3 separate regions of the Homo sapiens genome follow, and regions 1 and 3 are each linked to region 2. Evidence: chromatin loops called from intact Hi-C (ENCODE). Cell type or tissue: endothelial cell of umbilical vein. All regions are shown on one strand.

Region 1 (8,000 bases), 2.0 Mb after region 2:
CAGTATTTATAACATTGATATCAACTGATTTTATAATACTTAAAGTCAGTAAGATCAGTAAAAGAGGCAAATTAGGAAACCTCCTAGTTCTACTGCAATTCCATCACTTATGATATTTTAAATAGTTTTTGCCAGCATTGAGGCTTCTCTAAACAAGACTTACTGCTTAATCTAGATTTCAGGTTCACTTGATTAAAGATAGAAACACTTTAGAGCAAGAATGAGTGAGCCTAGATTTTATTTTACTTTGGGTTGCTAAATTTATTAATATCACGCATGAACCTGGAATTTATTATAATGCCTGAAATCATGCCTTCCCAGAGGTTGAAAGTGCTCCCTAACTCATATTAGTCATCGTGTGTGTGTGTGTGTGTGTGTGTGTGTGTGTGTGTCCGCCTGCATGTGTAGACAGTGAGACAGAGACAGAGATAGAGAAGCAGAGAGAGAGAAGAACAGAGATTTTAAGAAATTAGCTCAAGAAATTGTGGAGGCTGGGAAGCCAGAAGTCCTCAAATCAGGCTGGCTGGCTGCAGATTCTAGTAGGAGTTGAAGTCTTCAGTCTGAAAGCAGTCTAGAGGTTATGGAGGCTGAGAAGTTCTATGATCTGCCATCTGCAAGCTGGAGACCCAGGAAAGCCAGTGGTATAATTCAGTCTGAGTCCCAAGGCTTGAGAACCAGGGTAGTTGATGGTAGAAATCCCAGTCTGAGAGCAGGAGAAGTTGAAATGAGATGTCCTATCTCAAGTGTTTAGGCAGAAAAAAGGGGGCAGATTCGTTGATCTTCCATCTTTTGTTTTTTTCAGGCCCTCAATAGAGTGGATGATGACACCCGCATTGAGGAGGACAATCTACCTTACCCAGTCCGCCAATTCAAATGTCAACCTTATTTGGAAACACTTTCATAGAAACACCCAGAAATAATATTCAATCTGGGCACCCCATGGCCCAGTTAAGTTGGTACCTAAAATTAACTATCACACATGGCAAAATGAATTTTGGAGATATGATTGAGTTAAATTTTTTGAAATGGGGAGATTTTCCTGCATTATTTGGATAAGCCCAATGTAATCACAATTCATTGTAAAAAGGGTGCAGGAGGATACAGAATCAGGAAAGAACGGTGACAGTGGAAGTGGAAATTGGAGTGATATCCTTTAAAGACAGAAGAAGAAGCCACAAGCCAAGAAATACAGGTGGTCTCTAGAAGCTGTAAAAGGCAGGGAAACAAGTCTCTCCTAGACCTTCTAGAAAAGCTGCAGCTCTGTTAGCACCTTGATTTTAGCCCAGTTTGATCCATGTTTGCAAAAGCAGTGTATTAATAATAGAAAAGGTAGATATTTCTAGCAAAATTTTAGTACAACCTCTACATCATTTTTATTGGGATTTAAAAACATATACCATTATTTTAAATAAGCACTACACGTCTGCAATTACCAGCTAGTATCTTTGTGAGTGATTTCAGTTATGATAGCCATTAATCATGTATCCAAAAAACTTCAGGCTCTTGCCCTCTCATCATGTGATGCCCTCTGACACGTTATGATGCAACATGAAGTTCCTCACCAGATGCTGGTGCCATGGTATTGGACTTCCAGAATTGTGAGCTAAATTATGAGCTCTTTTCTTTAAAAAACAAAAATCAAAAAACTTCAGAATCATTTCTTCAAATTATTTAATTACAAATGGGTAGGTCAAATTTCAAAAATAATATTACATGTCTATTTGCATTGAGAGCCTATCTTAGTCTATTTGTGCTGCTATAAAGAAATACCTGAGGCTGCATAATTTATAAAGAAAAGAGGTTTATTTGGCTCACTGTTCTGCAGGCTATACAAGAAGCACAGCAATGGCATCTGCTCAGCCTCTGGTGAGGGCTTCAGGCTGCAACCACTCACAGCAGAAGGGAGCCAGTGTTTGCAGAGATCATGTAGAGAGAGAGAGGTGGGAGGTAACAGGCTCTTATTAACAACCAGTTCTTGAGTGAACTAATAGAGTAAGAACTCAATTTTTACCATAAGGACTGCACCAGCCATTTATGAGAAATCTGCCCCCATGATTGAAACACCTCCCAATAGGTCCCCACCTCCAACATTGGGATCAAATTTCAACATGAGGTTTGGCAGGGTCAAACAAACCAAACTGTAGCAGAGCCTAACTCTATTAGTCCATTCTCACTCTTCTATGAAGAAATAACCGAGACTGGGTAATTTTAAGGGAAAGAGGTTTAGTTGACTTACAGTTCCTCATGCCTGGGGAGTCCTCAGGAAACTTATAATTATGGCAGAGGCACCTCTTCACAGGGCAGCAGTAGAGAGAATGGGTGCTGAGTGAAGGAGGAAGCCCTTTATAAAAACATCAGATCTTGTGAGAACTCACTCACTAGAATGAGAACAGTATGGGGAAAACCAGCCCTATGATTCAATTATCTCCACCTGGTCCTGCCCTTGACATGTGGGAATTATTACAATTCAAGGTAAAATTTGGGTGGGGACACAGAGCCAAACCGTATAACTAACACACCACAAAACCATTGCTAAGAATACTGGTTGATATAGTTTGTATATTTGTCCCTGCCCAAATCTCATGTTGAATTGTAATCCCCAGTATTGTAGGTGGGGTCTTCTGGGAGTGATTGAACCATGGCTGTGGATTTCTCATGAATGGTTTAGTACCATCTCCTTGGTGCTGTCCTCATGATAGTGAGTTCTTGAGAGATCTTGTTGTTTAAAAGTGTGTGGCACTTCCTTCCAACTCTCTTGCTCCTGCTCTGGCCATGTGATGTGCCTGCCTCCCTTTTACCTTCTTCTATAATTGTAAGCTTCCTGAGGCCTCTGCAGAAGCTGAGGAACTTATTGGGAACTAGAACAAAGGTCACCCTTGTTATGCCTTAGCAAAGAACCTGGCTGTGTTGTGTTCATGCCCTAGGGATCTGTGGAAGTTTGAACTAAAGAGTGATGATTTATAGCATCTGGCAGAAGAAATTCCCAAGCAGCAAAATATTTAACATGAGGCCCGGCTCCTTCTAATAACCTACACTCAGATGTGGGAGCAAAGAAATGACTTAAAGTTGGAATTTATAGTTAAACAGAAAGCAGAGCATAAAAGCTTAGAAAATTTGCAGCCTGGTCACATGGCAGATAAAGAAAAAGCTTTCTGGGGAGAGGAATTCAAGCTGGCTGTGAAGCAAGTACTTGCTACAGAAATCTGCATAACTAAAAGAGAGCCAACTGCTAATAGCCAAGAGAATGGGGAAAATGTCTGGAAGGCATTTTGGAGATTTAAGTGGCAGCCCCTCCCATCACAGGCCCTGAGGTCTAGGAGGAAAGAATGGTTTTGTGGGCCAGACCCAGGGCCTCACTGCCCTGCGCAGCCTTGGGAAATTGCTCCCTGCATCCTGACCCCTTGGCTCGATTTGTGGCTCAAAGTTCCCGGATACAGCTCAGGCTGCTGCTTCAGAGGGTGTGAGCTCTTCGCCTTGACGGCTTCCATGTGATGTTAAGTCTGTAGGCATACAGTGCAAGACTGAATGAGGCTTGGCAGCCTCCATGTACATTTCAGAAGATGTATGAAAAAGGCTAGGTGCCCAAGCAGAAGCCTGCTGCAGGGGCACAGCCCTCATAGAGAACCTCCACTAGGGCACTGTGGAGGGGAAATGGAGACCCCACACAGAATGTTATCTTGTTTTATATTATTCTTGTACATGTCCTGTCTTAGACCTTAGATGATACCTTTCTTTTTTTTCCTTTTCTTTTTATTTTCTTTTTTTTTTTTTTTTGGAAACAGTGTCTTCCTCTGTCACCCAGGCTGGAGTGCAGTGGGGTTATCTCAGCTCACTGCAGCCTCCACCTCCTGGGTTCAAGCAATTCTCATGCCTCAGCCTCCCAAGTAGCTGGGGTTATAGGCACGTGCCACCACAGTTGGCTAATTTTTGTATTTTTAGTAAAGACAGGGTTTCACCATGTTGGCCAGGCTGGTCTCGAATTCCTGGCCTCAAGTGATCCGCCTGCCTCAGCCTCCCAAAGTGCTAAGATTACAGGCATGAGCCACTGCATCTGGCCTAAATTTCTTGATGGTAATAATGTTCTTATTTACAGATGTAGTGAACGTATTAATGAACACCTACTGTGAGCCATTATTATTTTTATTCATATTAACATCACACAACAAAATCACACAACTAGTCATCCTGGTGGAGCCAGGGCTATTATCTAGGCAGTTCGACTCCAGAAACCTGGCTCCAAACCACTACCTTATGCTGCCCTCTCATGTGTGGGCGCTCAACAAGTACTTGTTGAATAAGTGAAATTTAACCCAGGCAAGCTGGGTTAGTATTTCTGAGCTAAACACAGTTTCTCAGAAGACCACACAAGTGTTTAAGAGGTCACGAGAAATGACTGGCTAACCATAAAAAAAACAAAAACAAAAACAAAAAAACACGACAGAACCCCAAACTGAGACTCCAAGTTAGAAGGCTTGTCTAGCGCACCAGTTTTCATGCACCTGGTTGGCTAAGAGGGAAATCTTAGATGATGAATGGAGGGGAACACACAAAAAAAAGTGGGATCCAAAGCAATGGGCAGTTTTCCACATCATTATAGCCGTATTTTGTAACAATTTCTTTGGCAACTGACAGCAGGCATTTAAATCAGCTATTTCCTCCTCAGAATTCCTCTCCAAAGAATAATAATGGCCTCTGCAGCTCTGAAGGAAATGTAGCCCCTACTCGGATACAATCTTATCTGGGAAATTGCCGTGGTATTCGTCACAGCTGTCACTGCTCTGAGCCCATTAAAGATGTGCTGAGTGTAGATCCACAGGGTCCTGTGCTCGGAGGAGCCCTGCTACACATTCTTCCCAGGTTTCAGCAGAAAGACAAAAACCACTCGGTGTGCTGGGGGCAGAGTCTCCTCAGAGCTGGGTCAGCACGAGAGAGCCATTCGTACAGTCCTAAAGAAGTTACTCTATGGCTCGGGTTATAGATATAGAAAGACACTTGCAGTGACACCATTGAGATGGGCAGAACACAAGAAAGAATTTATGCAAAAAGCCCAGATTTTTATTTCTTTATTTGGAGAGCAAAAGGAGAGCTGAAGACCTAAAACATTGGGGTGAGGGCGTCGGCCTTGAGACTTTGCACCAGAGTTCTTCTCAGTTTGTTTTAGTTGAATAGTGAGCTGCTTCAACCTCTATTCTTTACAGTAAAAAGCTGAAAGTCTAATCCTTGATGATATGTCATTTAAGAAACTGGAGCACAGACTGACTGGGGTCCCACATTTAGCATCCAGTAGGACCTGAGGTGCCAGAAGTAAGACCAATAGGACTTTCTAAAATTTGGTTCTGCAAGGAAATAATGCTTCTGCAAATCCAATGTAATGTTTCTTCATACAAAGTACCCCAGATCAGATTCTCTTTCATTCTAACATTTATATTTGTTTTTAACCCACAGTTGCCTTTACAAAGAAACAGGCATGAAAAATAGCCTTCCACTCAATATGCCAAGGAAGATAATTTACTCAGAAATTACATTGTCCTGGAAACTAATTTACTGCACAGCTTAAATGTGAGCAGCTTATTCCCAGAAAGTTATTGACTCACCTTGACTCAAAATAAGATCAAGTATCTTTGCCATCCACAGCACAGAGTTTTCTAAGCCAGAGACCCCAGGACTGTGTATAACTTACTCTCTAAGATAGCAAGCCACTTGGAAGTCACTACGGATGTGCTTTACATCCACCCTTCTCAGAACACAAGACCCTCCCTAGATCCCTGAGGATTGTGGGCATTCCTAGCACACTCCAGAGTTTTACTTTTTTGTTTTGTTGGTGAGGAGGCAGTTATGCAAAGGTGGGAGAGAAGTGAGCTCGGGTAACACCACCACCATGATAACTGTCATGAAATTTCATCAATTCTTTCACTGCTTTCTGTTTGCTCACCCCTCCCCGACTCTCTCTGTTGTACTTTCATTGTAAGAGAAGAAGCCATGTCTCTGTTCCCACCACCATTCCTGACCTGGAGCGAACATTCAACAAACGTTTGTGGACTGAATGAATGATGGGACTTTACTCCATTTCATCACTTCCCATTTTCCATTCTCTATTTTTCCTCCTTTTTTGCTGATGGTTCACTCTTTATTTTTTTGGAAAGCCAGTTCTAAGATAAACAGTAGCAAAAGCAATAGCTGAAATAAAGACAAAAGACTTAGTTTCTTTGAACTGTTTTTATTTTACAATTTGATATTACATTATTAAATTATGTTACTGTTTCCTAACACATTTTCCTTTGTGTAACTCACTTATCACCATTTGGCTCCTTGTAGGTGCATAAAATAATTTTCTCTTTGATTGTAATGAACTAGAGTAAGGGTACAACTGTCTATGCAGCTCTACTCAAGTGCCTAGTAAAGTAGTGTAATCACAAATGTCTCTGAAGAATGACTGTAGATAAATGACAATGGCACACAAATACAATGGAAAAAAGCACATTAGAATTACTGGCATGCTAAGAAAAGCTATATACTGTATTTAACTTTTGTGCTATATTTACCTAGTCCTCACAGCTTTTATCTTTTTTTTTTAAGAGAACATTTTGAGTTTACAGCCGTGATTTTATCACTTTTTAAACTTATATTATTATCCCTACCTGCACTATATCATAATTAAGTATACTTCATTTGTACCCCCAATTAAATCCATGTGTAACATAAAAAATTACTCTGTATTAATTTTAAGTATATTGAATGCTGCCTTTTATGTAAAGGTCTGCATTAAAAGAGAGTATAGTAGTATTCTAAAGCCAATGAAACTCCATCATTTATATCTTAATTGAGATGTTTGGACATAGATGTACTTATATAAACACAAACTAATTTAAAGTTTTCTTTTTAATTTTAAGCTTAATATGATTAAATTAGTTATGGAATAATCAGTTGTACTATAATCATATTGTACTGTTCAAACTGAATGAAATATACCTCCCTTTATTTAAAAAAGTCTGCAGAATTGATTAAATAGATGACAATGTAATTTCCATTACAAGTGCTTTTTCTGCCATCTAGTGGAAAAATGAAATCCATGAGGATTCATAATTTATATGTTTTAATTCTATTGTCTTTTAAACTATTTAGGAAAGGCTTATTGGAAATCTCAAGAAAAGAAAACAAAACGTTGCATTCCCTCCCTATTTCTGATTTGGTCTGCAGGTAGACCAGCTGTGGATCACCTTAAGCATTCCTCATGTTGCCAAAGAAACTAAATACAGAAAAAGGTAGAGGGAACTCTCTTAATTAATTAGTTGGGGGGAGGTGAGTTGTTTATTTTTAAAGACTATCCATTTGCCCAAGCTTTTTCAAGGGCTGCCTTACTGTCTGGTTTTTGCTTGTGGAAGTATTTTTCTTAACCATTTAAATACCAGCTCAAAGGCAATTCCCTTGCAAAAAACTTGCTTGGTTCCTGGTGGAATGAACTCCCATGGCTTGCTAACTATAACTCCAGTTCCTGTTCAATGATTACACCATCCTGCCAAGTTCTATGTTGTAATTCGGTGAGTCTGTCTCACTTGATTGTGAACATCTTGAGGACAGGGAACATGTGCTGTTCATCTGTCTAGTCTGTGGTACTATTCCAGACAATGAATATATGAACACACTTGCTGCATGTATCATTTTAAATATGTAGAACTGGAGCCTACTAAAAGCCATTTCTAATATAGGGCAGCCAGGTCTTACATGGGCTATTCTGGGGTATATACATAGATTTCAGAGCTGGGATTTGACTAAACTTCCTAGCTCGGATTATTGATTCATTTTATCAACCCTTTTTTTTCCCCAGCATGTACTAGGTAAAATATGCTGCTGACAATTCCAAGAAGTGGAAAAGCTAGCTGCCATCCTTATGTATGAAGGCCCTGTTGGGTGCCTTTCTCTCTGTGTTCCTGGAATGATCTGTACTTTCTTCTATCATAGTGCTTATTCCTGTACTGCATGTATTGTCTCCATGAACTCCT
Region 2 (8,000 bases):
TAAGATTAGTTCTGTGTGCAATATTCCTAGTTGTGAATTTTTGGAGGTGCAGGGTAACTGTTGTTTTTTTTTAATAGATTTCATCAGATTGCTTTTCAGAAAGGCTACACGTATACATTTCTACTGCCAAAGTATGAAAGTATAATACTTTTCTATATATTTTCAAGGAGTGAGTGTTATTGCTAGCTTTTGTTGTTGTTGCTGGTCTGAAGCTGAAAATAAGTAACTTATTTGTATTTTAATGTTAATTTCTCTGACAAATAGTGAGTTTTAACATTTGCTGTATAATAATTATTTATATTTTGTTTTGCTCTTCTGTGGATTTATGAATTTCCTTTCACCATTTTTGTTTTATCTTTTATTTATTTTTCATTTACAATATTTTACTGTTTATTGTAAGTAACAATACTTTGTCACTTTCGCTGCAATGAATTTACTTTCCAATTTATGATGCATCTATTCATTTTGTTTATAATGTCCTTTGTCATTTTTTTAATTACATAAGAATAAATAGGTTTCGTTTTTTATACTTTTATACCATCTTGGTTATGTTCTTGTCCACTGTGCTTATTAGTATATTTGACTGTAGTTTCTTCTATAATTTTAAGTTTTCAACCTTCAAAAATTTATATATGTAGTATAATTGCATTTTATTTTGGTTTAAAATGTAAGATACAGTGCAAGGTTTATTTGCTTCTAGAATTATAAATAATTATGGCAGCACCAACTTTACTAAATCACTTTTTTACTAAATTGAAATACATTTTTGTTGTATGTTAAATTCTCATATTAATTTGGTCCTATTACTGCTTTCTCTGCATTTTGTCTCATATATAAATCTACTTATTTGTTTCTACACATCTCACTTTTCCTTTTCCATAAAATCTTAGTTATTTCATTTGAGTTTAAGTTTATAATATTTAATTTTCACCATCACCATCCCAAAATGCCAATCCTGTCAGAATGTTAGTTGAAATAAACTTAAATATATAGTTGGAGTTTAGAGAATTTCTGTTTTATGGCACTAAGATTTTATTCATAAATATGTTCTATATCACTATTTGGTCTTACCTTAATATATGGCTTTCAGTTACCACAATTTTATGTGTGTATGACCTATGTTGCTATGTTAATTATTTACAAAGTAGTTTACATTTTTCGTTGCTATTATGTTTAGAATAATTTTTACATTTCAATCTTAAGTGTTTAGTGCTTATGAGAACAGCTTAATGTTTTAGTATTACCTCATATTCAGTCACTGTAGTGAATTCTAGAAGATTCCTTAATCCCCCAGAGTATTTTAGGCTTCTTCAAACTACAGTATGTTCTCACCAGGAAAGGAATGCCTTTTTTTCCTCTAACATTTTATTTAGTAATACAACATATTTATGACTATCATATATTTAAATCTCATATATTTATATTTTTACTTTATGATGCAAACATTTTATTTTGTTTTTCATTCTATTTGCTACAAAAATAATGATGACAATAGCAAACAAATTCTGATCAAGTTCCTGGTATTCATTAAGATGAATTTACTATTTTATACTTTTAAATGATGTTTACAGACCTATGAATTTATTTTCCATCATTATTTTATTTTGGAATAACATGCATGTATATTAAAGAAATAAGGTAACTTCACAGCTATTTCCCTATTTGTAATACTATATTCTTTAAATTTCACATAGAACTCAGTGGCAAAATATTGTTATTCTAGCATATTTCTTGATTTCAAATGAAATTTTCAATTTTTTCTATTTTATTTTTATTATTTATGTATAATGGTATTTTTAGTTTATTAGTAAATTATTCAGTTACTTTAGATTTAAAATTTTTTAATATAGTGTTGCATTTTTATTCTAATTTTTATCTGTGATCATATTTGTTTTAATTTCCCTTAACAATTTATTTTCATTCTCTTTCTTGCTTCTTCAGTCTCACAAAGCCTTTAAATGACATTTTCATACTTAGAAAAAGACTGGTTATATTTATCTTTGCTCTTTTCCTATTTATTCAATTTTAGCTCTTATCTTTGTGAATTTCCACTTTCTACTTGTAAAATAACACGAAGTATTTTTTAGCTACTTCACTATTTTCTTTAACTTGATAAGAAAGATAATGTCTTCACATTTTTCTCTATCATTTAGCTAATCATAGATTCTTTGTATAAAATACAGGTTAATTGTTTTCTAAATAATTTGTAACATCACTTTGCATGTTTCTTGCTTCAATCCAGAAATGTAATTGGGAAATTCTTTATTATTTGTTTTAAATTTTATTAGGTTAAAATCACACATTTGGCCTTTAAAATACTTATGGTTCAAAAAATTTAGCATGTCTTATAGATAGATAATTATACATAGAAATACATGTAAAAATGGAGGTATATATGTATATGCATACATATGTATATTCTGGGATTTTTAAATTACATTGTTAATTTTTTTTGTAGTAATCCTCCTGAATTCACTGGTTATAGTAAATGTTCCATTATAATAATCTCTTCTATTCGTTAAAAAAAGCAAATTTTAATAACAAGTATTACAAGCCCTGTTCAGGTATTCTGGAGCATCAATAAATGCATAAAATATTGAAACAGATCTCTCCCTGCCTTTCTAATAGTTTTTGCTTCATTGACTGTGTTCTTTGCTCCAGACAGAATTAGGACTGTCACATATTCATAAATTGTGCCTTGTATTATTATATAATGTGTCCCTTTAATGACTTAGGTTCTTTAAATATTAAATTCTATGTGGTCTCATACTTAAGTCTTACTTATGTTTAGTTTGCATTTTCTTTATATATCTGTGTCTTTATTTGTACCTTTCTTTATCATGTTGTTTCATATGTTTCTTTTAATAAAAATATATCTATATTTTGTTTGACTTTTACATGTTTTCAGTGAAGAATGTTGTATATAAAGTAGTATATGCAATGCATGCATACACTTTCAACAATATAACAGGCACTCAACTTGAGAGGTAGAATATCACTTAGCAAATCTATGTTCCCCATTGACCTGTCCCCGATGGTCTTTATCTCCCTCCCTTCCCCCAAAGAGAATCTTTTTCACTGATTTCATCATCCTTCAGTTTCATTAACTTTTGAAAGCAGTTCATATGTGTATCACCAATAATAAATTGTTTATATATTATTGATTTATTTATACAAACGTCCTTACAATTTTTATATTCTTTTATGCCTTTAAATTATTGTGATGCTTCATGTTTTTAAGGTTTATCCTTGTGGATATGCCTGCTATGTAAGACAAATCATTCATATTTTCTGCTGTTGTTGGAATCTTTTTTGCAGTATTCGGCTATTACAAACAGTTTAGTGCAAGTCTCCTGGCAAAGAAATTAAAGAGATTCTACTTGGAATGGAATTGTTGAGGAATAAGTTACAAATATTTAATATTACTCTATAACAAAATAACATTCAAAATTGTTAAACAGATTTAAACTTCTACCAGGAGTGTGTAAGAATATTTTATTGCCAGGTATTTAAAACATTAATTTTTGTGAATATAAAACATCTTTTTTTATGGTTCTCAATACGTTGGAATTTGTTATGATTTGATTTATTGTCTAATAGATTTAAAAACTCTTGTTTATATTCCATGTATGCTTGGAAAGAGTGTATATTCTTTCCTTCCTCCTGAGTGTGTAATCTCTCTTTCTTCCTTAGTAGGAACCCCGTATTTTAGTTGAACTCACTGCAAGCTGGAATAATAGGTACACTTTCTTGTGTTCCTTGAGCTCATGCATAACTATAGATTTAAAGAAAATAAAAACAGACAAAAATAGCTAAGCGCTACTGGTGGCACAATGGAGTCACTATGGCATTCTTGGACTATGAACCTCTTAATGTTTTCCACATGAAAAAGAAATAAACTTTTATTTGGTTTAAACTGCAATCATCATTTTTTCCTGTCATATGCAGCTACTAATAGAATTATAGATATTAAATATGAAATTAAAATGTTTAAATAAAATTCATTTTGCTTTTAATTTGAATGAAAGGATAAAACAGATAGCTCATAGTTAATATAAGCAAACTTAAATGTACTCCAGTAGGTATAGAAAGCCAAAAGCAAACTGCATAATTACAGGAAAGGGATATATCTGTTAAGCAATTTAGGGTTATAGACAACAGTTCAGTAGTGTACGGTTTATTTCAACATCTGTTTGGGTTGCATTAATGAAAGTTTCATGTCAAGAGTGTTGTCAAATGAAGTAATAATTTGCCTTTACTCTGGTAATCAGTCACCACCTAGTGCATAATATGTAGCTTCAAGCTCCACATTTCAATAGGAATATGAACACATTATAGAATGTTCAGAGGATATCTGCCAGAAATGCACAGGGATTCGAATGATATCTCTCTTGGGATATTAGAAGATTATTAATGGTAAGGGAGCATTAATGAGTGATTTAGGCTCACTGTATTAGGCACTAATGGTTTAGAATTAAAACCAGTTGTTAATAATTTAGAATATATTAGTTTGAATTTAACATAAAGAGGGACTATGCAATAGTTAGGACTAAACAGAGATAAAATTAATTTCCACAGGACATAATGTGTTTCCTGTTCACTGGTGGTGACTTAGGCCAGATAACCACATGGTGGAGATGTTGTAGAGGGAATTCAAACATTAGATGCCTTGTTGGAATATGGGACATTTAAGGTTACTTCCAAATTCTAGAATCTATGAATTTATGGGACAAATATATAAGAGAAAAAAGTCTCAAATTTATAATCGATGTAGTGTTCATACTACTGTATCTAAAAAATGTATCCCTCAGCTTAATTACATTAATTGTTTCCTATACTAAATATACTTGATGGAGAAACTTTTTATTATGCCGAACACTGGATTAACTTTTTAAATTATGTGTACCTCTGCATTATATGTACCTGGCATATAAAAACTCTAGAATCAGCATAAGGAGAGTGCTTTCATTTTACAAATGTATAAAAATACATAAGGCTAAAATGGTATTGAAGATAAATATTACAGAGAGAACACAATAACCCAAAAATGGGTCAGCACAAACTATCCAATTGATTAGATGCTTGCAGAAAACCACAGCAAATGGCAAAATCAATTTACCAATCAGCTTTGCAGTGTTTTCTTCTAAACTCAGCCAGCTGGGCAATTAGGCATATATTTGGTGTTTTTATGTCTTTCATTGAAGAAAGCATCGTTTTCCTTTGGAAGCAGATGGTTTGGAACTATAGACTGGTCAAAGTTCAGTAAGGTTACTCTACTACAAACAGAGTAAATTGATGTGGCAGAATATGCTAGTTTGAATCTTTAGAAGAATTCAAAACTGAAAGAGAAAAGTTTCTGAGTTGATATTTGCTTATAGATTTTTGTAAGCTAAGAAATTACTCAGTTATATTTTAATGCAGTGATTCTTCATTGTTATTTACACAATGTTCCATTCAATTTACTTTTTTTGTAGGTTAATGTCCTATGGCTTATCTCAAGGAGTAGAATTTCAAATGATTATTGTTTTAGGTTTTGTCAAAGTAAAAGAAATAAAGAAATGAGAGTTCATGCAATGTTTTGGAAAACAAGCCTTCAAAACAATTTTATTCTGAGGTCAAATTCAGTTGTTTGAACTAAATTATCCAGTAATCAGGGTTTCCAGATGAATGTTTAAAAAAGATAAGGATCACAGCATTTTAAAAGGGAGAGTGAAATTAGGTATCATTTATTCGAATTCATGTCTACAAATGAAGGATCTCCTGCCTGAGATTTCAAAACTTGCAGCAGCATCACGTCTAGAACCCAAAATCTCACCAGGTTCTCAGGTGATGCTGTAATCTTGTAATCTTGTACAATGTCGTATCCCACATAAGGCAGTCATAGCATTAATTTCATGATGATGAAGAAAAAGAATAGTTCATCAGAACCGTAGTTGATTGAAGAAAAAGTACACCAAGTAATTGACCTTCCATTATGACATTAAGAAGGATTTCCCATGATCTTGCCATCAATTGTTCTTGGTTACTAGTCTGAGTAAACATCATTTTAATGATTGATAACTTTCTAGTTAATTAATCCTCAAAGATTAATCAAAGCCTTCTCTTTATTAGATATTTTTAGATGTTAGATATTTTTGGTGAATTTATCTGGCATGCTACTGTCAACATTTAATTTTGAGAGTCATTACAAGTTACAATTTATAGGAATACAGAAACCAAAGAGTAGAAACTACTGATTCGCTTGTTTTTCACATATTTGAGTTCTGAGTCTCATCTATATTTGTATGACTACAGCCCATATATATATAACAAGAATTCAACTTATGGTTGTGGATAAATTAAGGATTCAATGAATGAAAAGATATTTAGTGAATAGTACAGAAAAATTATTATTTAAAAACAGCAATTTTTCAATAATAAGTAAAATTCAATCACAACTATTATTTGTTTGTAAAAGTTTGTGCTTCACCATATAAAAAGTTGACAAGAAGGATGCTAACTACTGTGTCAGTAAAGGTACAGGACATAAAACAACTTCTTAAGATGTCAGTGAAATTAAGAAGAATTTTGAAGACTCAACAAAAAAAGTAGGTCCTAATATTCACTTAATACAATAGGCTGCCTGACCCTGGCTGAAAATATCAGACTTAAAATTAAAATATATGGTAACTCCAAAAGGAATAAATGATAAATTCCAAATGGACTAAATGTTTTAGAATAAAATGAAATCATAGGAGTATTAGATTCATCCATGGGGAAATTATTTTATAAGCTCAGATTGAGATAAGTTTTTCAAAACATGACCCAAAATTCAGAGTCATAAACTGAGAGATTGATATAGTTGACTATATTTAAATGCACAAAGGAAGAAAAAACAAAAATCTTTTGAGCAATAGAAAAATAATCATAAGATAAATGAAAATTGAGGGTGGGGGAAATTGAAAACATCACACAGGGCTAATTTCCTTCATGTATAAATAGTTCTTTGAAAAAAATATGACCAGTTCAGTAGAAAAATGGGCAAATTATTTGAAGAGACAATAAGAAGGAAAGGAAATACAATTACTCTTGAAGATGTGTGTAAAAACATACTTAACCTTATTCAATGTTGGGAACATTTCTAAATATAAACACATTGAGATTCCGTTTGTCATCTCTAAGACAGAAAACATACAAGTTGTATTTGATAAAACACTGTTCTGGGCAGCTGTGGGAAAACAAGTTGTCCTACATATTAATTATGGTAAGTGACTTGATGATATCAGTCAATGTTATATTTAAAAATTCTCTTTGATCTAGCAAAAACTTTATAGCAAAGATTCTCTCTTAAATGTGAAAGACATTATAAAGATTTATTACATTATTGTTTGTACCAGAGAGATTGAAAAAATATAAATATTCTTCAATGAGAGATGAATTAATTAAATTATGCTATAACCATACAAATTTCATAGAACTGTGATAACCAGTGAGGAAACTTATCTTTAAGTATGAACACTTTATTGAATTTATAGAAATCTATGGAACTTGGAGCTTTATTAAAAAAAAGTTCCAACAGCAAGAAATAGTCAATAATTCAGTAAAAATATGATACTATAGTTTTAAAATACGGAGATTTTATCTACATACATGTATATATTTATATGATCTAGACTTCTTCAGTTTATATCCTGCTTCTACCACTTAGCTCTCTGAGTGATCTCTTGTACAAGATATAAAAACTTTCTGTGTCATAGTTGTCTCATTAATAAAAAGCTGATAATAATGACACCAATATAATGAGGATTAAGCTCCAGACACTGCTCTTGGTACAGGAGCTATATGTTAGTTTCAGTGTCATAATAATTACTATTTCTTATAATTTTATATTTTATATATTATATAATATACAATATTTTATTATGTATTATGTAATAAATATACAAACACTTATAATTATCATCATGAATGTACATAAAACTATAGAAGAATAAATCAAGAAACAACTAATGAATTTTTAC
Region 3 (8,000 bases), 240 kb after region 2:
TTGTCAGAAATTCAATGGATTAGTACCTAGATTTATTTTAAGTCTGTAAAGCACTTTGTTCTTGACAGCGTTCAAAGTAGAAAGAGTGCTATCCTGAATGCGCATCTTAATACTGTCATTCCTGTCTTGTAAAGAGTAGATGATATATGGGCTGCAATATTTCGTTTTAATATTTAAAATTTTCACTGTGCGGATGCAAAGAAATATATTAATAGTTATCTGCTGTAACCTTATTGATCTGGAAAAGAACAAAGATAACCTGTAAAGTTTCACAGTGAAGCTAGTAAAATGGAGGCATTATAATTACGTTTTAGTAAAACAGATACACAAACTCTAATCTTTATACATCATCTTTGGAAAATATGGAAATTTGGACATCGCCTTTCTTTGTAAGTTAATACTGCGCATATGAAATCATATTTGATGGGAATTTTTAGCACATTTTAATCTAATTAGCAGTATTTACAATTCTGTAATTCCTTCAACTACATAAGAGTATTGTTTCTTTTTTGAAGGCTAAGTGATTTTACAGTTAACATTTTGCTGAGCAAGAACTATTCTAAAATGTTACTCCAAATTGCTTCCCTATAACTTCAGAGATTGGGGGCAGTTTCAGCCTGTAGATATGTTCAGGATTTAAGCCTGATAATCTTCCATGCATTGAAAGGATAAAAGACACTCTTGTGTAAGTTAAAAACAGTTTTCTATTGATATTGGAGATGTAGTAGAAGAATAGAGATATCTCATGTGAAGGTCAATCTTTCTCAATTCTATGAAGACATAAAATCTTATTTTAAAATAATAACAGTTACCTTTTCACTCAGCCTACATGGTCCATGAATTTCAACACAATTTGTTGAAATGTCACTCAATGAATTAACTATTCATTATCAAGCTCTAAGATTCTAAAGTGAAATATGTAACTAATGACTATTTATAATTACATATATTAAGACCATTTATTAGGCTACATGCATGATGTCATGTCAAATGGTTCATATTTGACCACATCTGACTCTTAAACTAAAATTTGTTTTTTAACACAAGTTTCTCAGGATTGTGAAGACTAATTTCATTCTAATTACAACTTTCATTATTGAGTTAAAAATATGCCTATGTTTCATAATTTCAGTAGAAAATTCATCAAACACACTGCTGAGAGGGTTGTGATTTGTTGCTTACAAAGATAACATAATAAGAAGGCCAGTAAATACTGTGTTTCAAGACGTATTTAATATACCCTTAAATGAAAGATCATATTCTGGAGAATGACTATGACTTAAGTAATTTTATATTAAGGAGTTAAGTTTTCAACTTAGTAAATTTTTTTGCTCCAAAGCAAAGCTCCAAAATTCTTTTGCTTTACACAGCTACTTCAAAAACCAGTACATAATTTGCATATTCGGATCAATAGGTGGCGCTTTTCCCCTTTCTGACAGTCTCGTTTTCAGAATCCTGTTAGAGTCAAACTTATTGTTACAAATCTTCAATATTACCGATAGAATGCCGAATATTCTAACTAGTAAAAGTTGATTTTTAACTTTTGCAAGCTTATAAGGTTTTAAATTATTGTCAGCTTTTAAAAACTATCCTTTGATACATCATCAAATTTCGTTACCAGTGATCATACTCAAAGAGAACTCTCAGTTATTTGTCCTGTAGCGATATTCAGAAATTATCACTCAGTTTCTTTAATCCTTAAATTATTCCCCACTTATCCTGGTAGAAAACTTCTGGAAAGTAGCATTTTGGAATACCTGATATAGGGTCCCTTCAAATACTGCTATCATGATAAACGTACTTTAAGATTTACAGGAAATTTATCAAAAATGAAACATAAATTTATATTATTGCAAAATGCTTTTAGAATACATATTTTAAAATAGTAAATGTAAGTAGAATATTTCATCAAAAGAAAACAGAATTTTGTATCTGGATTGCTTTTATGAGGATTTATTTATTTACACTGAGTCCTTTTAATTTAACTAAATCTGAGGATTACAAGCAATCAAAGATCTTTGTAAATGGTAGTTGATAATGTTGTAATTTGAAATATAGATGTATTTATAAAAATATTTTATTTAGAATAAATTTATCTAAATTTACACTAAAAAGACATGTCCATAAAATGTTTTCTTCTCACAAAAAGCAGGTAGTCACATTAAACATAGACTGTTTTTTAAGATAATGTACTATAGAAACATAGTCTTTGTTTTTGATTATTTAAAAGATGATTACAGCATGAATAGTGGTTTAAAATATAAGCAACATGATCACTTTCTAATTAAAATGACAGTTTGTATTTTAAAAATATATCTTTATTAAACACAAACATTTGACTACAATAAAGGCATTATTTTAAAGTATAACAAAATTAGGATGGCTATAGATCTTCACATTTTATATCTATTTTTATGTGTCTCATCTTGTTTCCCCCAGTTTCTTCACTACCTTTTCTTCCTCAGTTTGTTTAGGTATACACACACACACACCCACACACACACACATGCATATATATGCAAGCTGTTTGGGGAAAGGAATATATACATACATATTCTGATATGTATATATATATCAGAAACTCTTATGTTAGAAAATATTTTGTCAAGTGTATAACAAGTCAGAAAACTACAAAAAAGTTACACAAATTCTTTATTTGAAATAGGACGACATTTCTTACATCATAAAGCCAAATAAATACATTATATGAATTGTATGACACAATTGAAAGAGCTACATTTTTCAGAACATACAATGTTATTGCATTCTTCCAACCATAGCAAGAAAAATCAAATTTTACAACAAAAATGAGACTTATACAAGATTAGCTTAAATTTCCTCCTCCGAAGAAACATTATCATGTAAGTGACTGAACATTGTTGTGTATTTTGGTATCTTCTCAGTGGTATTGATTCCCTCCTAAGCATGACCGTTCCTGGAAACCTATGAGCAACTGTGAGTGAGGATCCAACCACTTCCCCTATCACTCACAATAATAGTGTTTGTTTGGTTACTCTAGAATTCCCTCACCTCTCTATGCTTCATCCCTTCTACTCCAAGGTAGACTTAAATAATATGAAGAAAGTTTATGTTTGCTTTCTTCTAGAAATTAAAGATTTTTTCCAGAAGAAATTATATTATGGAATTAATGATGCAAGAAGTTGCGTTGATATGAGGTACTACCTTTTAGGCATTTTAATTAAGCTTTCTATACTTTGAAGCTGTTTGGGGAGAGGAACATACTGCATTATTTTTTAATGCAAACCTTTGGGAGGTTCATGATACAGAGGCTAGACTTTAAAGAGCATTGCTCTTTATGTAATTCTGGGTTGTGCTTATATAGAGCTTGACATTATTAGACGACACTAAAAGATAAAATACAAATTCTATACCCTCCAAATTTAAAAGGATCACTGTAACTCTGATAAATGTCAAGTATCAATAGTAGTACGCTTAAACAGTCCTGAAGAGACAAAAACTGATATGATAGGCACAGCCCTGCATTATTGAGACAGCAATGATAAAGAACAACACTTAAGAGATTTTACTAACAGTTTAAGAGTTCTGGCACGGTATAGCCTGTGTATAATGAGGCTTCTAAACGTTCAGCTCACAGAACTAGCGTTTGTGGAGATAAAATACTTTACAAACTCTGTTTCATTAATCTTTACAATATCTCTGTGAAGAATTATGAACACCAATCAACAGATTACAGAGTGACAGCAGTAAAATATTGGATGAATTGCCAATCCTCTCAAAGAGAGCCCTGAAGATTCTCCTTACAATGAAGTTATTTGTTTTCCTTTTTAAAATACCAGTCCTCTAAGACCAAGTTAATATGTTAAACCCTACAAAGAACCAATATGTTTTGCTTTGTTGGGAAGAAAAAAAAAGTGACTTCTCGATAGAGAAGGCCTGAAATCACAACATTTTGAATTCAATAATAGGTTAAACCAATATTTCAATGCCAAATTACATGAATATACAAAAGCAAATCTTCTGAAAAATGTACTGTGTATTATGTGACTCTTTTCAAGGCCTAGTCTAGTGTCCATATTAATGCCAGATAAGAATTTCAATCTTGCAGTAAATTAGTCTAATCATATTATTAAATAACCCATTCAAGTGATTTTAACAGCACATTGTTTGCATTGTATTATTAACAGCCCTTCAAAGGGCAGACAACATCATCACCATCAATAAATAGCTATTGACCACTTACTGTGTATAGCTTGAATTTTTGAAAGATCATATTGTTTCCAATTTGTTAAGCTAATCTTTTATAGAATTTTTTCATGTTAACAAATGAAATTCATTTCATATCCATATGGCAAAAATTAGTCCAGGGCTTCTAAAAAATTTAGAAACCATTTTAACAATTGGATTTTATAATGTATTCAATGGTTTATGAAAACAATGAATATAGAAAGGAAATTATAGAAGCATTCAAGAGCTATGTAATAGCACCAATATCTGCTAAGTTGTAAAAGAGATATAAATTCTCCCATTTCTCCCCACCAATGTCCATACAATTAAAAGCATAAGTTATTCTGCTGTATGTATTGGTTCTGCCAATTCTGTCCATTTACCACTGCTGCATCCCCCGGCCCCTGTAAACAGCATCATTGTGTACAGTTTTACAGGTTTTAATTGTACAACTCTTTAGGAGACCATACACTTTGCAGTCTAGGAGAATGGCACCACCTAGAGGTGTGCAGTACACAAGCTGCACAATCAGACATACACACCAAGTCACCATCACCTCTCATCTGAACTACTCCAATAGTTTCTTATTTTACCTGCTTCCTCTGATCATTGTCTACTGATCCTTTAAAAATGTACAACGCACCATGATATTTTTCTATGTATAACCCTTCCATAGCTTTCCATTGCATTTCAAATACAATTAAAGTATCTTATCTTTTCAATAACTGTTTTTCTACTTAAAGTTCACTTTTTATGGTTAACCCTTTCATCCAAAATAACTCAAATGACACCTCATCAAAGAAGCCTTCTCCAACCACCCATTTTAAATGAGCAACTTTATTTCCTTCTATCCCTTTGTTCCATGTCTTGACAACTGATTAATTTTCTTTATGGCACTTCTTAAAATTGACAGCAAGTCTTATATTTGTTTACTTTTTTGTTATGAGTGAATGAATACAAAATTTAAACTTATGAATATTATTTTTTGTGCTTTACCAACATATATCATAATTTTATTTGGTTGATTGATAAGCTTTGTTTCCACTGAAGAAGATACTACATAATTGAATTATTATCATTATAAGGACTGGATGAATAAGAAAGAAAAAAAGAATGACCAGATGAAAACATGTAGTAATGTAATTGCCCTTTCAATATACCATGAAGCATTCATTGATTTTCTCAGGGCTTCAGTTTTCTTATCTGCAAAATGAGGAAGTTAGAGTACATATTCACTTTTTCCACTTCTGAAACTCAACGATTCTATGATCTCAGGCAAATATTTTCACTTTTTGTAACCCAGTTTCCTCACAGATCTAATATAGATAACTGTTCTGCCACTCACATACCAATGGCAAAGAGAGAAACTGATAAATGTAAAATGATTGGCATACACTAAATTGTCATAGAAGCATACTGGGCTACTAATGTTATTCTTCTGGATATGTACAAATCAAGCCACAGTGAAAGTCATTCCATTAATGTTAGTGAAACTTTCATTTGATTAGTCTATCAAAGTGTAGAGAATGTTTTCCTATTTACTATTTTTTATATAGCTTCCCACATTCTATGTACCACACAGTAAGTGTTATTATCCCCATGTGACAATTATAAAAACTGAGGTTCAGAGATGTTAATTTCCTTCCTGAAGTCACCTACATCGTAAGATTTTGGGTGGCAACTTTAACTCAAGAAGATTTTGAGCCCATATCTACAAATCTTCCTATTATATTAATGTTAAACTTCTAAGCAGCAAAACAATTGATTCTTTCACATGGCCATATTAAAAATACAGAAAAAGTATGGCCTTTTATCCTCAACCTACACGGAATGCATCAGTCCTTTATTATAAAGAACGCAGTGATACTATGGTCTTACAAAATAAAGGTAACCATGTAATAAATCTTGAATACATGACTGAATATGGACCACAACGAGAGAGATGAATCTTTAAGGTAACTTATTTTTGAAAAACTATCAATTGCTGAAGTAGTCTTCATTTTAATAAAGTTACAGAATTATACTTAACATAAAAAATGCACATAGCATATTCTGCCAATTACTTAATCTCATTTTAAAAAATAGTTCTGTGTATTTGACACCTGTCAAAAACTTAGTTGACAGACTTCTTTATTCAATATATTACATCTTCTAGGAATCTAATCAATGTGTCCAATTTACTATTCATAATTTGCATTGCATACTTATGGCTTTATTCCATATTTATCTTCCATTTTCTCATCACCAACTTTCAGTGTTCAATAGAAGTATAAATGGGAATCATGTTATTACTCCAACTATACATTTGTGTATACAACAATGAATTTATTAATTCACACTAAATTGGAAATAAAAAACTAAGAAAATTGTGTTAAATTTGAAACAATCAAATTGAAAAGAAAGATGTATGTAGTTTTACTGTAAATATTGTGCTAATAATTGTGCAAATTTGCCACAAAATCTGCCCTAAATAAGAAAAAGAGCCTTTATAATAATAAGAGCTGACAAATACGGTTTCTTATCAGAGGCAGCTACATAAACTGTGGGCTCCTATGCAAAATGAATATGCCTAGCTTCTTATTCAAAAAGCAGCAAGGAAGTATTATTAAAGGTATGTATTAAACTTATTTTCTGGGGACAGGCACGGTGGCTCACGCCTGTAATCCCAGCATTTTAGGAGGCTGAGGCAGGCAGATCACCTGAGGTCGGGAGTTAGAGACCAGCCTGACTAAAATGGAGAAACCCCATCTCTACTAAAAATACAAAATTAGCTGGGCATGGTGGTGCATGCTTGTAATCCCAGCTACTCTGGAGGCTGAGGCAGGAGAATTGTTTGAACCTACGAGGCGGAGGTTGCGGTGAGCCGAGATCATGCCATTGCACTCCAGCCTGGGCAACAAGAGCAAAACTTCGTCTCAACATAAATAAATAAATCTTGTTTCCTCGCTGGGCGCTGTGGCTCATGCCTGTAATCCCAGCACTTTGAGAAGCCAAGGCAGATGGATCACTGGAGGTCAGGAGTTTGAGACCAGCCTGGCCAACATGGTGAAACCCTATCTCTACCAAAAATAGAAAAACGTAGCCAGGCGTGGTAGCAGACTCTTGTAATCCCAGCTACTCGGGAGGTTGAGGCAGGAGAATCACTTGAACTAGGAAGGAGGAGGTTGCAGTGAGCCGAGATGGCGACACTGCACTTCAGCCTGGGCAACAGGAAGGAAACTTCATCTTTAAAACAAACAAACAAACAAACAAACAAGCTTGTTTCCTTTCTTTTTCTCTCTCCCCTTTCCTCTTTCCTCCCTCTCTCAAATTGTCATGGTGTTTTATTATTATTATTATTATTATTTACTATTTAATTGTTCTAAGGAAAAAAGCAATTAAAAATTTAAATTATTAACATGGATTTTACCTTTCATCTTTATATTGTTCAATGAGAGTTTAAAATGAAAATATCAGAGTATTTGTATGCTGAATTATTGAAATGACACAATTCTTTTTCTTAGTCCATGGCTGGAGGTTGTTGCCTCATACTGAGCAACAGAGACAAACACAAGCCAGATTCAAGAGGGTTTAGAAGAGAAAGAGAGGCTCTTCCCAGATAAAGAACCAGAAAGTACTCCTGGCATGGATATATTCCCTAGGTGGTTGCAGATCTGCATAGGCCCATGGGCCCATGCCATAAAACATCCAGCCTTAAATATCCTCCAACCAGTCGCTGGTCTCATCAGCTGTACCTAGGCTCAGAAATAAATCTGAGGGTGTAGAACCAGCCCTTTTCTCTTCCCACAGGTCTG

Evidence for each region. Peaks named below come from ENCODE experiments on the same cell type or tissue, not always from the same donor. Only the 100,000 strongest peaks of a DNase experiment are listed, where the experiment ranks them.
Region 1: it touches region 2 in a loop (5-fold over the local background); 3 of 110 quality-filtered maps call a loop at or near these places.
Region 3: a loop joins it to region 2, with 11 times the contacts of the local background. A loop is called at or near these places in 4 of 110 quality-filtered maps.

What each region holds. Positions count from the first base shown.
Region 1 is chr13:72,689,752-72,697,751 of GRCh38, forward strand. No RefSeq gene overlaps it. Among named protein-coding and RNA genes, the nearest start is that of MZT1, 34 kb to the right of the region's middle. In endothelial cell of umbilical vein, no CTCF peak of the experiment used is centred here; DNase peaks (open chromatin) are centred at 4,710 and 7,030; H3K27me3 peaks cover 2,040 bases.
Region 2 is chr13:70,719,298-70,727,297 of GRCh38, forward strand. No RefSeq gene overlaps it. Among named protein-coding and RNA genes, the nearest start is that of LINC00348, 290 kb to the right of the region's middle. In endothelial cell of umbilical vein, no CTCF peak of the experiment used is centred here; a DNase peak (open chromatin) is centred at 4,634.
Region 3 is chr13:70,959,623-70,967,622 of GRCh38, forward strand. No RefSeq gene overlaps it. Among named protein-coding and RNA genes, the nearest start is that of LINC00348, 52 kb to the right of the region's middle. RefSeq lists an enhancer at 1-441. In endothelial cell of umbilical vein, CTCF peaks have their summits at 1,455, 4,712 (motif pointing left) and 4,917; a DNase peak (open chromatin) is centred at 1,419.